Regions from separate parts of the Mus musculus genome. Here region 2 is linked to region 1. Evidence: chromatin loops called from intact Hi-C (ENCODE). Cell type or tissue: left cerebral cortex. All regions are shown on one strand.

Region 1 (8,000 bases):
ATTCAGGATTATATGTGTAGGTATAATCATGTGTATAACACAAAATATATCATTTTATATGGAGGATCCGATCACTGATAGATTTTTGTATTTTCATGGAGTCTAAAACCCGTCTTCTCTTGATCTATAAGGATCATCGTAGTATAGATGTAAGTTAAGGACAAATCTGCTAGTTGCTTACTGAATGTTCAACCCCAGGAACCACACCTCTGCAGAGGCTCAAAACTCAGAAATTCACATCTCTTGGAGAACCTATACTTTGTCAGGAGCCCAGATCTTTAGGAACACAACTCAAATCTCTTTAGGATCTCATATCTTAGTAACCAGAATCTCTTCAGGATCTCACATCTCCTCAGGAACCCATATCTCATCAAGGTCTCACATCTCAGGAAGCCCTCTCCTCAGGAATGTATACCTCTTTAGAAACCATCTTCCCAGACATCTATATACCTCTTCACAGCAACTCTCAGCTCTGTAAGAGAGCACTTCTCCTCGGGAATGCGTGGCTCCACAGGCACACTCATTTCCTAAGCTCACATTTTCTTTCAGGAGAGAAGGTGGCTCGTTAGTGAGCATCCATTTATGGGGAGTCACTCACTGCTTTCTGTGACGAGTAGAGCTCCTCTGATCCCACGGTGTGCATCATATTGACTCGTGTCTTCTATGTATAGCTCAGTCCTGACCCTTTAAACTCGAGTGCTGACTACAGTTTGGAGATTAATAATTTTAAGATCAATAAAAGGAATGGATAATACAGTGATGAGTAACCTTAAAATCTCAGAAAACCAATTTTCCCTAAGCATCTGAAGTGTGGAGGAAAGCATAAGCTGGGTTTTATTTATAACCCAGAGTAATCCCTGTCTTTCCCCTGACTTTACTCGGCATTCTAAGAGCTACACGGACCCTGGGTTGGTTGCCCTGCAACCAGGGAGAGATCTGTGCAGGAGTTTTCTACAGTCCATGCTAACTAGAATCTTGAACTTTCTACTCTGGGATCAGGTTATGTGACGAATATGTCATAATGATCAAGAGCTTGGTCATGGCAAGAGCCATGACCCCTGCCTCACTCAGCAGCTGTATGGCCCTGGATAAAGTAAAATATTTGAGACTCAGTCCCTTCTTCCTAAAATATAATATGTGAAATGAAAAAAAAATGTCTGGATCATAGTAAATATTCAACAGATAGGACTTCATCACCATCTTCTCTATCCTCCTTCTCTGCATCATTATCATCATCAACACTATCTTTATCATTATCATTCTCATCTCCATTCTCTTCCTCCACTTCATCTTCATTCATCATCTTCATCATCACCATTATCATCATCATCATTGTCATCCTCATTATCCTTTCTATCTTCATCATCTTCATAACCGCCATTGCCCTTCATGTCATTTTTGCATCTCTGTCATGATGCAGACCCAAAGATTCAGGACATGTCACCTGAGGCCTGACTTGTGGTCATGTTTCTGTGGAACTCTTGGCACACTGTCCTAGGGTGGGTGCACATAGGAAATTTAGAGAACCTTGAGCAACTGAGAGAGAAGTTAATATTTTGAGTTTATACCACTGGTAAATGGTAAATAGTAAGTCTAATGAATAATCCTATACATGTTCTAATGTTTTGTTTGTTAAGGATGCCTAGAGTCTTGGCAAGCTAATGGTGAATTATGTTGTGCCATTCGGAACTAGGTAACTGTAGAAAAACTCTTTAATAGAGCGATGAAATTTGGGTTCTGGGGAGATAGCTCAGCAGGCAGAGGTGCGAAGCCTGATGATTTGAGTTCCATCCATAGGACCCATGTGGAGAAAGGAGAAAATCAACTGTGACAAGCTGTCCTCTGGCTTTCACATGTGTGTCGTGTGTCATATGCACCCATACAGTACATACACAATGCATACATACATAATGCACACATAATGCATACATGCAAGCATGCACACATACCATACCTCCATCCATACATGTATACATGCATGAATACATACCATACATACGTGGGGAAAAGGTACATTTGACTTGGCATAGTGAAGTATGCCTGTAACTTCAGCATTCAGGAAGCAGAGGCGGCAAGTTTGAGGGCTACATGGATCACATAGCAATATTTGGTTCCCTAAACCAAACCAACTAAAGCCCAACAACAACAACAAAGGGAAATATGGTTATCCCCCTTTCCTGGAGGATACAGAATTAATCATAAAGGTGATTACTCATTTTGGATGGAGTATGTTAGAAAGATAATTCTTTAAAAGTTCGCACTGTAACAGAGATCTAGTCCAGAGTTGCTATCTATTTAATACACAAAGTACTTTGGCTGAGCTTCCTTATTGGTTACCCAGTGCAGAGTGGTTAGCCCTGAAACCACACACACACACACACACACACACACACACACACACACACACACAGTGCAGAGTGGTTAGCCCTGAAACCATACACACACACACACACACACACACACACACAGTGCAAAGTGGTTAGCCCTGAAACCACTCACATAAAAACCAAAAATGGACTGAGCAGATTGTATTTATATGTATTTGTGAATACACACATGCATACATTTACATATCAATAATAAGAGAAAAAAGCTATGAACTTGAGAGTGGGGAACGTGGGTGAGGTTTGAGGGAAGGTAGCTGGGAAGGGCTGGAAAGAGGAAAGGGAGGAGAGAAAGTGATATAATTATATTTCAATTAAAACATATTAATAATAAAATATGAAAAGGAGTCTAGTGAACTAAATCAACATTAAGAAAACATGTTTCAGCAGTATGCATAAGGATGGAATATGTGCAATACGAACCTAGGGACAAAGAAACATTTTCATAAAAGCTGAAAAACACAAGGTTGTGGATATTCATAATAACTCAAAATAGCCTCCCCCGCTCTGTTTTGTAAATGGTAGCTTTGTGCCTATGAAAATGTCCACTTGCTAATTCTGTGTAACTCAAATCTAGAGTTAAAGACTCCAGGCATAAAGTTTATATGCACATTATATTTGTCTTTCTAAAATAAACATATTTATGATGAAAAGTTCTGAAATCCTTCTTACTTACAGGGTTGTTTTTCTAATTTACCTTTTGGATGGCTTAACTACAATCCTCTAGTTTCTTCCTCTAGTGACAGAAGAGTCTGCCAAGTTTTCAGGTAAGATGATGGGGGTACCCTTCTACAATACGGATATCCCACTATAAAATGAGAATATTTAAGGACAGATATTTATTTTTCTTGGAAATAGACAAAAACTTTAACTTTGTAAGGACGAAAATAGGAAAGGTGGAAACAAAATGTAACCCACCTGAAAATTTCTGGGCAGTTTTAATGATGTACCAGATGCTGTAACATGTGTAGCAGAGATAAGTTAACGCAAAATTATTTATTGTATAACTCCTGACTATGAGTAGGTTGGGCATGTGGGAACGTTGCTTTCTCTATAATTTTTTTTCAGTGATATAAATGAAAACACTTAGAACTGAGAAAACATGTGTTGGATTTCTTGTCCCAGTTGCTTCCGACATTTTATTTCTTAGTCATAGTTACATACTACTTTTAAAAACATTTATTTATTTATGTGTATGACGGCTGTGTGTGGAGGCTGAGGAGAACTTGGAGTTCTTTCTTCCCACCATGTGGGTCCCTGGAATTGAACTCATCTAGTCAGGATTGGTGGCAAGTGCCTTCACCAGCTGAGCCGGCTAGCTGGCTTACAGCAGCTGTTTTTAAAATGGAGATTTGATGGCTTATGATTACATGGAGCATTGTGAGATTTGGATCCGGCATTTGTGGAGGAATGTTTAACTTTGCTCTCTCACGGCAGATCGCGGATACCACGGTGTGAGTTTAGCGCATTCAGTGATCGGACTGGTCCTTAGCACACCATACTTTATTGTAATTTCTTGCGCAGGTGCATTATGAATTTGTGTGTCTTGTATCACAATGCATGGCAAGATGCCTACTTTGTCGTTGAATGCTGGGATTGTTGTGCTGTCGTTGAGTACTTTTTAATATATACTTATTTTATCTATGCATATGTGCCTAATAAATGTATGTGCACGAAGTACCTTCAGGTGCCCATGGAGGCCAGAGGGCACTGGGTCTCCTGGAACCAGAGTGACAGGTGGTTGTGAGCTGTCTCGCGTGGGTGCTAGGAACCGAGGCGCATCCTCTACAAGATCAGTGAGTGCTCTTCTTCAGCCTTCTCTCTCACCCCTGTTGCTGAATAATTTGTTAAAACTCCTCGACCATCCACACCAGGCCCCTTGTGGTGAGAACTTAATCTGTGATGAGTCTGGTGCATGCTGACTCAATAACTAAGAAAACCACCTCTATCTCGTATGGAGGGAGTCGAAGTGTAAATATCGATCACACGTAGAGGCTCCCCATTCTGTGCACCGGGGGAGAAGGAGAGTTCCCCGTGCAATCCAAAAGGCCTTAGAAATGGGTGGCAAGTACTGTAGCAGGGCTCAGCGGGAAGCTGAGCTCCTTGGACTTGAGGTCAGGAAGGGCACAGGTGCAGGGGATGGCTGAGCGCTCTGGCACGCGCCAGTTGATTCCCCAAGCAGCCAGTAAGCGGCACTGTGCCCCGGCGCTGGCGGCCGGAGGAGCGGGCTGCGGATTACCTGCAGCAGCCGGGGCTGGCAGCTCCTCCCCGCCCGCCCCCAGCCCGCCCCCGCCGCTGCACTAGCCCGGCTCCGCGGGCTCCGGGCACTCGCTGGCGGGAGCCGGGGCCGAGCGCGCCGGGCAGTGGGGCCTCCTCCCTGCGTCCTCACGCCGGGCTGCCCTCCTCCCGCACCGTGCGGCGCAGGGAGGCCCCGCGCCTCGGCCGCCCCCGCGTGCCCGCCTCCGCCGCGCTGCAGGGGGACCGACCGCTGGGCTCTCGGCACCAGCAGCGCGGCCCCCCGGGTGCCTCGGGCTCCTGGCTGTGGCCGCCGCAGGGGCAGCGACCCGAGTAGCAGCCGTTGGAGCCCCTAGAACATCCTGGTTAGCAGTGACTAGAGCGTCCAGAGAAGCCGCAGCAGCAGCTTCAGCAGTAGCAGCAGCAGCATAAGTGGCCGCGGTCGTGGGGCTCCGCCGGGCTCCGGAGCCGGCCGGGCCAGGAGCGCGGAGCCATGGCTGATGCGGGCGAAGGCGAGGATGAGATCCAGTTCCTGAGAACTGTAAGTGCCACGTCGCGGCGCGCATCTCCCAGGGGAAGGGGTGCCTGGGAGCCCCCCGCAGGGTCCCCGTAGAGTGACAACCGGCTGCGGGGCCGCCTCTGGTCCGCCAGAGGCGCCCCAGGGATGCTGGAGGGGTCTGCATCACCACATGTGTGCAGGTGTGCGGGTCTGCCCGGGGAAGGGCAGGACGCGTGTCTGTGCGCGCATGTGGAAAACCAAGAGGACTCAGTGCGGTGACAGCGTGGCGAGCCAGCGGGAGGCACCCGGGCGGGCGCTACCCAGCTGCGGGAGCTGAATTGGCCAGGGACCTCTTCGACCGACTCAGGCTAGGGTGCAGGGCTGCGTGTTCCGTGGGGCGCGCTTAGCGTGGCGGCTCTGGCTTTCGCCGTCCCTGGGGCTTCAGGGCTGAGTCTGCGCGCCGTCACGGAGTGAAGACATCGCAATCCGAGTACTTGGCGGTGTCGATCATATAGTGACTGGCCAGGGCTGAGAAGGCTGCCCCCAGGGTGCCCCCAAGTCGAGCAGATACCAATGCCATGGAGGCTTGCTCCGGTGGTCCCCACGGTTCCCGGCATGGTGCCATGCTGGTTTTCGTGACGACAGCTTGCAGAGCGCATTGGAACCGTGTGTGTGTGTGTGTGTGTGTGTGTGTGTGTGTGTGTGTGTGTGTGCATGTGTGTGTGTGTGTGAGTGTGCGTTCCTGTGTGTTGTGTGTGTGTGTGCACGGACCGCATGAAAGAATTTACAGAGGCTGAGCATCATGAACATGTGTCGTTCTTTAAACGCTGGCTTGTTGAATACCGAGTGCAGCCAAGTGAGTGCCTGCAAGCAAGTGATGTTTGTCTGTGTGTTTCTGTGTGTGTGTGTGTGTGTGTGTGTGTGTGTGTGTGTGTGTGTGTACAAGGGGAGGGTGGCTGCTCGGGATTTCCACATAGTGTGGTAGGCAGGGAAAGATCGGCCTCACTCTAATAAGATTCCAAGTGCCACTTGGCGCTGCTGCCTTCCTTCCTGATTGTTCTACACTGCAGATACTTCCTAGCCGCTTGCTCACCTCCAAACCTTTGAGCCTGCTCAAGCGCCAAAGAAGTGCAAGAAGCCCCTATCACATCAGTCTGCTTAGCCTTTTCTGCATCGTCTCAGTCTTTCCTTCCTTACCTCTCCTCTTTTCCCAAGACTATCCCCCTGACAGGATTCCTTTCCACCCAAGACGGCATTTTCTGCTGGGATTTCTTCCTGGCAGCCTTCACGTTCCACTTCCAGGTACAGTCCCTTCCAGATTCACAGAAAACACCACACAGATGGGGAAAATTTGAAATACTAACTAGAGGATAACTTTTAGGTTATTTGCATAAAACCTGAATGGTGTTATTAGGAGCCATTCCCCTGCACACTTTACTTTTTCCTAGTATTTGGGAGGTGGGTCGTTTGCATTGCAGAGAGGCCTGTGAGTGCAGATCAGTGTGGACCACAGGTCTGAGCTGAGCAAGGCTGTCCCCATACATAGACAGCATCCTCACTAAGACATAGCTTATGAAGGTATCCGAAGCCTTCTAGCCATATTGTTTATTACGTTTCTTAGTGGACAATTGTCTAAAAGTTCTGTTTTGTTTTCAACAAGTCAAGCTGTAGCCTCAAAAGCCACGGAATGCGTTTTTCAGGCAGATTACAGTTTTAGCTGCTGTGTGGCTTTAAAATTCAGTTTGTACCACACTCTACAGGGTTAAAATTAGCCAGGAAATTTTGGCTGGTTTTGTGAGTTCAAGGGCTCCCTGCAGGCTTAAATGCTAAGCCTAGCTTATGGAGGTGCTGTTATCAGAATGTTTAATGGGGACTGAGGTACTGTGCCTGCCTGTAGGGTTTTTTTTTTTTTTTTCTTTCCACATATAAAGTCATGTTAACTCAGTGCCACTTAGCAGCTGCCTGTCAGCCAGAGCGACACCTTTGATAAGTGGGGCTTGGGTAAGGTCTGGCAGTCCTAGGCTGAGATTCTTCTTTTAATAAAACATTGGTAGGTTGTTGTACTGATGATAAATGACCTTGAAGGAGTAGCATTGTGAAGAAGGGTGTGTGTGTGTGTGTGTGTGTGTGTGTGTGTGTGTGTGCCATTCATATCTGAAAGGAAGGCTTCTTTTTCTGAGCTTGTGATTCTAAAACGATAATTCTCAAGTCTTTCTCCAGCTCCCCCGTCTGCTGCCCTGGGTCCTTCCCATTTTATTCTTTAACCTGAGTATGTTGATGGTTCAGTGATATTAATGAGGTTAGCAAAGGCAAGCGTGCCATCGCTTTATTATCTTCACCCCTCCCCACCCCCGGGGACAATTTTTAAAATGTGAAAGTGTCATTGTGAGTTATTTCATTTTGTGTTTATTTATTTTTGTTCACACTTGATAGCCTGTGAACATAGGGTGCTATGGAATATGTGGCATAGGATGAATGACATAGAATTCCTGGAGATCCTGTCTCACTCTTCAGAGGGCTGAGATTATAGGACTCACCATACCTGGTTTCTTTTTTTTTTTTCCTTTTCTTTTTAATTAAAAAAAAAATTCCAGACTGGCTTTGAACTTGCTTTGTAGCTAAGGCTATCCTTGACCTATTGATTCCTCTGCTTCTCTCTCCTGAGTGCTGGGATCACAGGCGTGTGTTCACAACGGGTTGATACAGTGCTGAAAGAATGAATGCAGGGCTTTGTGTGTGCTAAGCACATCCCAGCTCCTCATTTTGTTTTTTTTTAAAGGCACATGTACCAAGGAGCATTAAGACTGCATATTTTGACATACTAATTGTAACTGAAATCTTTCTGAGAGTAATAGACAGAGCTGTTGTACATTAAAAAAAAA
Region 2 (8,000 bases), 340 kb after region 1:
TCTAGTTATCATGCACGTTGTAACTGTTTTCTTAAGGATTTTTCAGAGATGATTTTGCAGAGTGTGTTTGTCACCTTGTAGAGTGGCCTCTTAGCTTGGGATTGACTGAGTCTTCCTTAAGTGTCTCTCTAGGGAGAGGCTGCAGCTTCCTGTTGTAATTTCACCTCAGCTTCTGTTTGTTGCTTGCTCATAGTCTCAAGGTCTTTCATAGATAAGGCCAGATGGAAATTCTGCTCAGGTCTTTCTTGAATTCTATGCATAGCCAGGAACATAAGCCCAACCCTGTAGATTTCTAGGAAAATGAGAGGATCCCCCCCCCCCCCCCCCGCCGCACCCCCCATACAACCTGCTGTGGCTAGCTCCTGCCCTGTGTCTCTGTCATATTGTTTACTCAGCTGTTGCTTATTACAAAGTTACTGCTACCTTGAGCAGCTGCTAGGTGAAGGAATTGCCCCTGTTGACTTTAACAACTGTCTCTGTGGAGAAGAGTATTTGCATTGAGCTAACTTTTAAAGCAGGTTCAATACAGACACATTTGCAAGTGAGATTTAGGACCTGGAGGTAAAATCTTGACAGTTATCCTGAATTGGCCTTTAGAGGCATTTCAGCCCTGGTCTGCCTGCCCTGGAAAATCGTGGGTAGCTGGTTTGTTTCTGTGCCTGAGGGGCTGTTGCTTTTCTGTGTATCTTGGAGCTGGAGAAAGGGCCCTGTGAATGGACATGGTAAAAATATCACGGAGTCTATGCTGTGGGGACTGTCACCTTAGGTTACTGATATGTCTTATAAAACCAAGGATATGTTTTGTAGACTGTGATATCGTCTGGCAGGAGGAGAAGGGGAGAGAGGGAGAAAGGGGGAGGGGGTCAGAGAGAGAAAAGGGACAGAGAAAGTGGAGAGGCCAACCAGTCCCTTTTATAGCAGCTGGGCCTACCTGGCTGTTGCTAGGTAACTGTTGGGCGGAGCCTAGAAGGAAGGCTAACAGTTACTTTTCTGGACTTTGGAGGGAATGAATGCTGCTAAGGTGCCCTTGATCGGTGGAACAAAGGATTCTGAGCTTTCTTTACTCAGGGGATGGCATCAGTAGCAAAGGTTAGAGCAAAGAATGCGAATAGGAGGGAAGATTCTAGAGAAACATTCATGGTCTCATGAAATGTAGGGACCGCGTTAATACAGGTGCCAACCTGTGCGTATGTGCTTGCGTGAGTGCTGCATGCCTGCAAGCGTGTTTCCAGCAAGCTCAGTAGAGCAGTGAATGGGTTTAGAGTTGGGGTTAATGGAGCAGGAAGGGAGCTAGATCATAGGCAAGAAAATGTAGAGCACTGTATAGTTCAGGGAGGAAAAAAAGAACTGGGACCACTGAGATATGTTCGACTTGAGCGCAGTACTTGGGTCCTACATGGAGGAAACTGCCACAGGTTGTTCTGTGATCTCTGTGGTGTGTATGTTTTGCAAATTCATATATTCCTATATGGAACTGAAAAGAGGAGAGATGATGACCCGGTAATGAGTTGTCTTATAAGAATTTAGTGATTGAGCCATTAGCAGTTGGTTGAAAGCTAGGAGGAAGATTGCTCAGTCAGTGTTGTATTTGCCACACAATCGTGATAAACTGAGTGTGACTGTTATGAAATATAATGCAGTGAGGCCTGTGCCAAGGTGTGCCCCTGAGAAATTATGCCATGTAACAGATCTGGAATAAGGGGGTTTATTTGGGGGAATGGATATGAGTGAGGACATGGAGAATGGGTAGAGGCAGACATGTAGACATGGAGATAGGTAGACAGATGGGAACGGAGCCATGAGGGCAGAGAAGAGGATGGGGCACAGAGGACAGAAATGTGGAGAGACCAGGAACACACAGAAACAGAGAGAGCTGGAGTGGCCAGACAGTCCTTTTATAAGCAGCCCACCCTGATGCACAGTCAGGAGGCAGGTGATAAGCTAAGCCATTGCTGGATTCCAATGGGATCCTCTGTAAGCTAACAATGACCCCAAGAGCCCACATAAAATAGGCAAGAACTGAGGGCTGGTTCTCTTGAAAGACCCACAACGTGAGGACTCCCCCACATTCTGACTCAGGAGAGGCAACAATCCAAATCACTCACAAGAAACGGGCTTGCTGCAAACTACAAGAAGACTTTTATTCAAGAGCGCTCTCGGGCCCACGATCATACACCACGCAGGGGTAGAGGACCGTGGTGCCCAGAGTAGCTGGGTAAGGGGTTATTTAAAGGAAGAAACCACAACTCAAGGAAGTGGGGAGGGCGTTGTTGGAAAATACCAAAGATACCAGTTAAGAGTCCCAAGGAAGTGCAAAGTCACAAGAGTCACAAGGAATACCTGGTAATTGTTCGGGTTATCTCTCAAGACAGTTTCTAAGAGCCCCTAACAATAGCACATTCTTTGAATGAACACTCTTTGAACCCAGGAAGCGGGTGGGTGGAGGAATGTTGCTATCTGTTTTATGATTAGCATACCTTGGAGCATTGAGTCACAGAGGTCACATTCCCAAGCCTGGGCCTAAAGGCCTAGAATTTTGTTATATATTTGTTATACTTTCACTCTAACCACAGTGCCTAGAGATGGAGACAGGTCCATCCCAGAAGCTTGCTGGTCAGCTAGTCTAATAGCCAGAGAGCTTCAGGTTCAGTGTGACATCCTGGGTCAGAGAAATATTATATTATAAAAGGAGACACCTGACAGAGACATCTGAGCTCCACATGCGTGAGCACATTCTTGAATACCCCACCATGTACATACCTACACGTGAATACATACAAACACACAGAGAAACAGTTGACCACTTACTGCCTTTCTGAAATCACATAAGCGGTGACCAATGAGGCGAAGTTTGTGTTCTGTTGCAATAGGAGGTTCAATTATGTTTCTCATGTATGGCTACACCCTTGAACCTAATAATATGTCTCCCTCATAGGAGATTACACACAGCACATTACAAAAAGTAGGTACAAAGGATTAACTCACCCATGTGAGGTATCGTTTATGGGAGACATTGTTTTCTGAGTTAGAATCTGAACCAATCAAAATATCAGCAGTTATCGATCACAGTGAGACATTTTCATCCAGAGAGTGTGTATGGCATGATTGCACACAGAAAGGCCCGAGAAATGGTTCTGTCCTTGGGCCAAATGTAGGGCACAGGTCAGGAGACAGCAGCCACTCATGAAGGGAAGATAAGGCAAAAGTTGGAATATATTGAACCCCTAGCTAAGATTTGTGGAGATATTTGAGCAGAGGGTACCAGCCCCAAAAGTTGTCCTGCAGGAGCTTGCTATGCCATCCCAGTTTACTGTAGAAATGTAACTATGGTAACAGAGAGAGGGGACAGATTGGTGGGGGAGGATGCTGGGAGGGGTAGGGACTACTTGGGAAGCCTTTGGGAAAAGGCTGTGATTTTTCTAAAGTAGAGATTAAAAGGTGTGAAAGATTTTATGGTGAAACACCACATCAGCCTCGTGATTGCTTAGATTCGATTAAAAGCATCAATTTGTGGCCGGAAAGGCAGCTTCTGGGTAAAACAACTGCTTCGGAAAGCCTGAAGACCAGAGTTCAGGCTCTGGAAGCCCTGTTAATATAGGCGAGAATTAGACTTCCCAGAGCTGCCTTCTGACTCCCATATGCACGCACACGTTAACAATAAATACTTTTTTAAAAAGAAACATTTGTTTGTAACTTACTCTTCTGCTGTGGTTTACATTTGATTAAATTAAATGAAGAAAAGGTTGCAAACATCAAGCCTAACTTTGTGCAATTGGTTATAGCTCTTGATTTATTCTCCACTTTTCAGGAGAAGGCTCACATATTCCAAATGAAACATGCATCAGTATTTGAGTTGTGTGGTACCTTAGCAGTATTATTCTCAATGATGTATTAAAACATCTGAAGTGGAATGTGTTCTTATTCATTACAAGATTTTTATCGAGATCTGAATCACTCTACTAAATGTAATGCCTGGAAGTTGAAAGGGCGGCTGGTTTGGTACCAGTTATTTTTAAAGTATGATATAAATACACCTGGCACATTCTAGATAATGTATAAAACTTTTAGAGACTAATGGTGCCTTCCTTGATCCTGGGTGTAATTTGTCATTTTCAAACATAGTTAGGTCTCACTGCCCTCTAGTGGTTGGTGGCTTCTAAGCCTGTGGTCTGGTGAGAAAATTGGACATTAGAATATAACCCAAGACTTTACCCTCAATCTTGCCCATCAGTCACCATCTACCCACTCTTTCCTGCTCTGTGGGTCCAGGGAACACAGCCTCTGATCAGATCTATTGCCCAACTTTCTTGATTTGAGTCCCAATAGCCTTGATTATGTCCAGGAGAAAGGTACCCGCTAAAGGGTTCGTTATTTTTAGTGTCAAGTATTCTATTTATTATTTGAATATAAACATCATTTGTCACACTCACACAAGTTAGAGCTGCATACTAAGTGTCTATGAATCAAGCACGGTGTGGGCTTTTCTACTTGGAAAGGAGTTCTGTGTCTTTGATAGGGATGTGACTCTTTGGCCTTCCTTTGGTCTGGTGCTTGAAGCTGGGGGGAATCTGTTTCTCAAGCCAGCTCAGCAGGCGCTTGAGCTCATGTGTTGCAGGCTCCAAATACACCAAATATAGTTTAGATTGCTTGGTTTCTCTAATTCCAGTTGATCCAGATTTTCATTTTATCTGAAGTTTGTTTGTTTTTTTAAAATCAAGAAGCAGAATGCCAAATGGTTGTTTCTTTAAACCACAGCTATTAACCTTAAACCAGAGAAATACAGAGAATGAATTTTGAGCCCCTTAGACATTTGCAGGAAGATCTTCAGACTGGTTAACTGGGGGATAAAAATTCATCTCCCTCAAATGCCTGCTTGATGGTTTCAGGGTGTTGTGGCAGACCTTTGCTACTTTGTGTTCTTCTTTCTCCCTCCCCCACCCCAGCTTCCCCTCCTAACACTAGATAGGAGAGAAGCAAGGGTAGAGTGGAGAGAGACATTAGGAAAATCCCGAATCTAATTTCTTGCCTTTTGTTTCTTCTTTGACTATGGCTGTTAACAAACTACAGTCAACTTCCCTAAACTACCAATAACTACCCCCAAGAGCCTTAGCATTTATATACTCTCTGAAAAGTTCTCAGAATTCCAAATGTCACACAATCGCAGAAACTATCTGCAGCTGGCAAAACCATGCCTCATAGATGTCTACTTTTTTGAAGTGTAAGGCTCACAGCCAGTGCCCCAACAAGATCGGTTAGCACCTGTCCTTCATAAGTCAATGAAACAAACCAAATTAATGGTGAAAAGCAGAAGAGAGAGACTGATTGAATGTGACCACACTGAGAGGAGGGACAAATAGATCCAGCCCCTTCCCTCAACCACCTTCAGTATCTGAATTTCAATAGAAGGCAAGTGACTTGCATAATGAGGCAGCCCCAGGAAAGTTCTTCCCCACCCCCAGCCCCCAGCATCTTCACAGGCCAGTCCCACCTAAAGGATACCAGGAGAAGTTGTAAATCTTGTTCCCAGACAGTTCTTTCTCTGACTGCCCGGGAACTTTTTCATCTCCTAGGAGGAGATTGGGGTACCTTCATTTCTGGTGATTCATTGTTTGACTAGTGTGGCAGCCAACAGGAGGTGCACAAGGCAGGGGTTATATGCTTTTTTTTTTTTTTTTAGAACAATGTATTTTTTTCTCACCTAAGACTTCAAATTCATGTGGTCTGGTAGTCTTCCATTTCTAAACCATCCAGGACTGGATGGCTTTCTTTCTCTGAAAGGTAGTTAGTTTCATTCTGAAAGTGGCAGCAGGAGGACTGACCTGTGTGGTCAGTCACCGAGCTCTTCCCCACTTTTCCCAGGAAGTCCAATCTGGCTTTCTACTGTACTCATAGCTCTATCTGACAAACCAGAAGGTAGATGATGAAGCAGGAGGTGTGGAGTTGGGTGGTCAGCCTTCCAGTGGGTTTTACGACTGAGTTAGGTCAAGCCCTGCTTTTTCTCTTAACTTCCCACCCAATGATCTCCAGTCTCTCGAACCCACAGCCTCGAGAGCCGAGGTGTGCAGCGGTACTGGGGAGAGGTTCCGCATCTTCAGGGCAGAGAAGACCTATGCGGTGAAGGCTGGGCGCTGGTACTTTGAATTTGAGGCTGTCACTGCTGGAGACATGCGGGTGGGCTGGAGCAGGCCAGGCTGCCAACCAGATCTAGAACTGGGTTCTGATGACCGTGCCTTTGCTTTTGATGGCTTTAAGGTGAGTAGCTTGCTGAGTCCTGGCCTATCCCTGCTTGTATGTGCAGATGCCAAAACCCTTTCTGGTCTCACAGCAGACCTTGGACATGTCTCTTTAGTCATCTCAGGATTCTTTATTGCCCTACAGAACCAGTGAAATTTAGCAAAATGTTGTCAAAGAATGAGGTCTTCCTGGTCTATCAGAAATGGTAAAGAAGCCAGTTCTGTGGTGCATACGTTAATCCCAGCAGTGAGGAAGCTGAGGCAGGAGGATCACAAGCTCAGGTCCAACCTGGGCTTCGTGTAGAGAGACCTTATCTAAACAAACAAACAAACAAAGGGACTGGGCTTTGGTTTCATTCTTGCTGGTGACCAGACATAGTGAACCAGAGCAAGAAATAACCTTCAGAAATGGAAGTGACATTCCCGCTTCACTCAGAGACTACAGATAAGGAAAGATGTTCAACTCTGGGGACACAAGTAGGGTAAGGAGACAACAGAGGTGGGAGGGGAATTCTGAGTTGTAATGCCTTTGATGCATCATTAGTTTAAAAATTTAAAAGCAATATGTTGTAGTGAGACAATTATCAGTATTTTACACAAAGGCAGTAGCACATTATGTAAAAATCACAATGAAGGTGGCACTTCCAAATTAATTCAAAGGATTCATGTGACAAAGTAAGTCATATGAGTAATTTTTTACCTTTAAATGAGTGTAACCCAAACTCACATTTGAAACGTTGTATCTAAGTGTGTTTATAAGTGGGCTGGTATCCATGTTTGGTTTGGGGCTTGTTCATTTTCACAGATACCTTCGGAGTATTTTTAGGTGTGATTTGAAGCTTTGCTGATTTTAGAAAGGAACTGAGAAGTTTCCAGAATTTCATTTTGTTTAAGTAACATCAAGAAGGGGGGTTTCATTTTGAGAAAGGCAAACATGAGAAGGGGTTTTTCTTCCTTTCTTCCTTCCTCCTCTCCTCTCCCCTCCCCTCCTTTCCCCTTCTCTCTCTTTCTTTCTCTCTTTCTTTCTCTCTCTCTCTCTCTCTCTCTCTCTCTCTCTCTCTCTTTCTTTCTTTCTTTCTTTCTTTCTTTCTTTCTTTCTTTCTTTCTTTCTTTCTTTCTAGTGGTTGGCACCCAGCTTGATTCTCAGCTCTTAACTATACATTCGGGAGTAAAGAAGAATAGTCCATAGCCATAGTACATACAGTTAGATCAACTTTCAAAAGGATGAAATAGCATCTGGTTTATTCACAGTCCCTCCCCTGTGTACACAGTAGGGATTCAGACTCCCCTGACATCCCTTTATCCCCAGCCTGGCACTAGACTGGTAGTTCCAACTGAGATCATCCTATTGCTGCTGGTCTGTCTGACTCTGTAAAAAGGGACTCTTTCGCCTCTCACAGGCACAGCGGTGGCACCAGGGCAATGAACACTACGGGCGCTCATGGCAAGCTGGTGACGTCGTGGGCTGCATGGTTGATATGAATGAACACACCATGATGTTCACTCTGAACGGCGAGATCCTGCTGGATGATTCAGGCTCTGAGCTGGCATTCAAGGACTTTGATGTTGGTGATGGTAAGAGCCACGGTGTTCTGTCATTTGGGTTTGCAGACAATGCATGGCCAGGCCCAATAGTAGTTTTAGGGTGAGTGGGTGTGTAAGTTGCCTCTGTAAATGTCTGGGCACTATGGTGACATGTGGCTGATCTGGTCAAGCATGCTTGAGATTATTACAGCAGAAATGACACCTACCCTACTTACGTAGAGT

The links. A loop is a pair of places that touch in the nucleus more often than their neighbours do. Peaks named below come from ENCODE experiments on the same cell type or tissue, not always from the same donor. Only the 100,000 strongest peaks of a DNase experiment are listed, where the experiment ranks them.
Region 2: it touches region 1 in a loop (5-fold over the local background); 18 of 42 quality-filtered maps call a loop at or near these places.

Annotation. Positions count from the first base shown.
Region 1 is chr13:12,103,559-12,111,558 of GRCm38, reverse strand. Ryr2 (ryanodine receptor 2, cardiac) reads left to right here and starts at 4,614. Exons shown (of 105, transcript NM_023868.2): 1 at 4,614-5,160. The coding sequence starts at 5,113. In left cerebral cortex, CTCF peaks have their summits at 4,553, 5,246 and 7,027; DNase peaks (open chromatin) are centred at 5,068, 5,425, 6,064, 6,834 and 2 more places; H3K4me3 peaks cover 4,010 bases; H3K27ac peaks cover 2,559 bases.
Region 2 is chr13:11,759,479-11,767,478 of GRCm38, reverse strand. Ryr2 (ryanodine receptor 2, cardiac) reads left to right here. Exons shown (of 105, transcript NM_023868.2): 28 at 6,044-6,252; 29 at 7,634-7,808. Among named protein-coding and RNA genes, the nearest start is that of Ryr2, 340 kb to the left of the region's middle. In left cerebral cortex, a CTCF peak has its summit at 4,148 (motif pointing left); DNase peaks (open chromatin) are centred at 2,087, 3,362, 4,145 and 7,709; H3K27ac peaks cover 801 bases.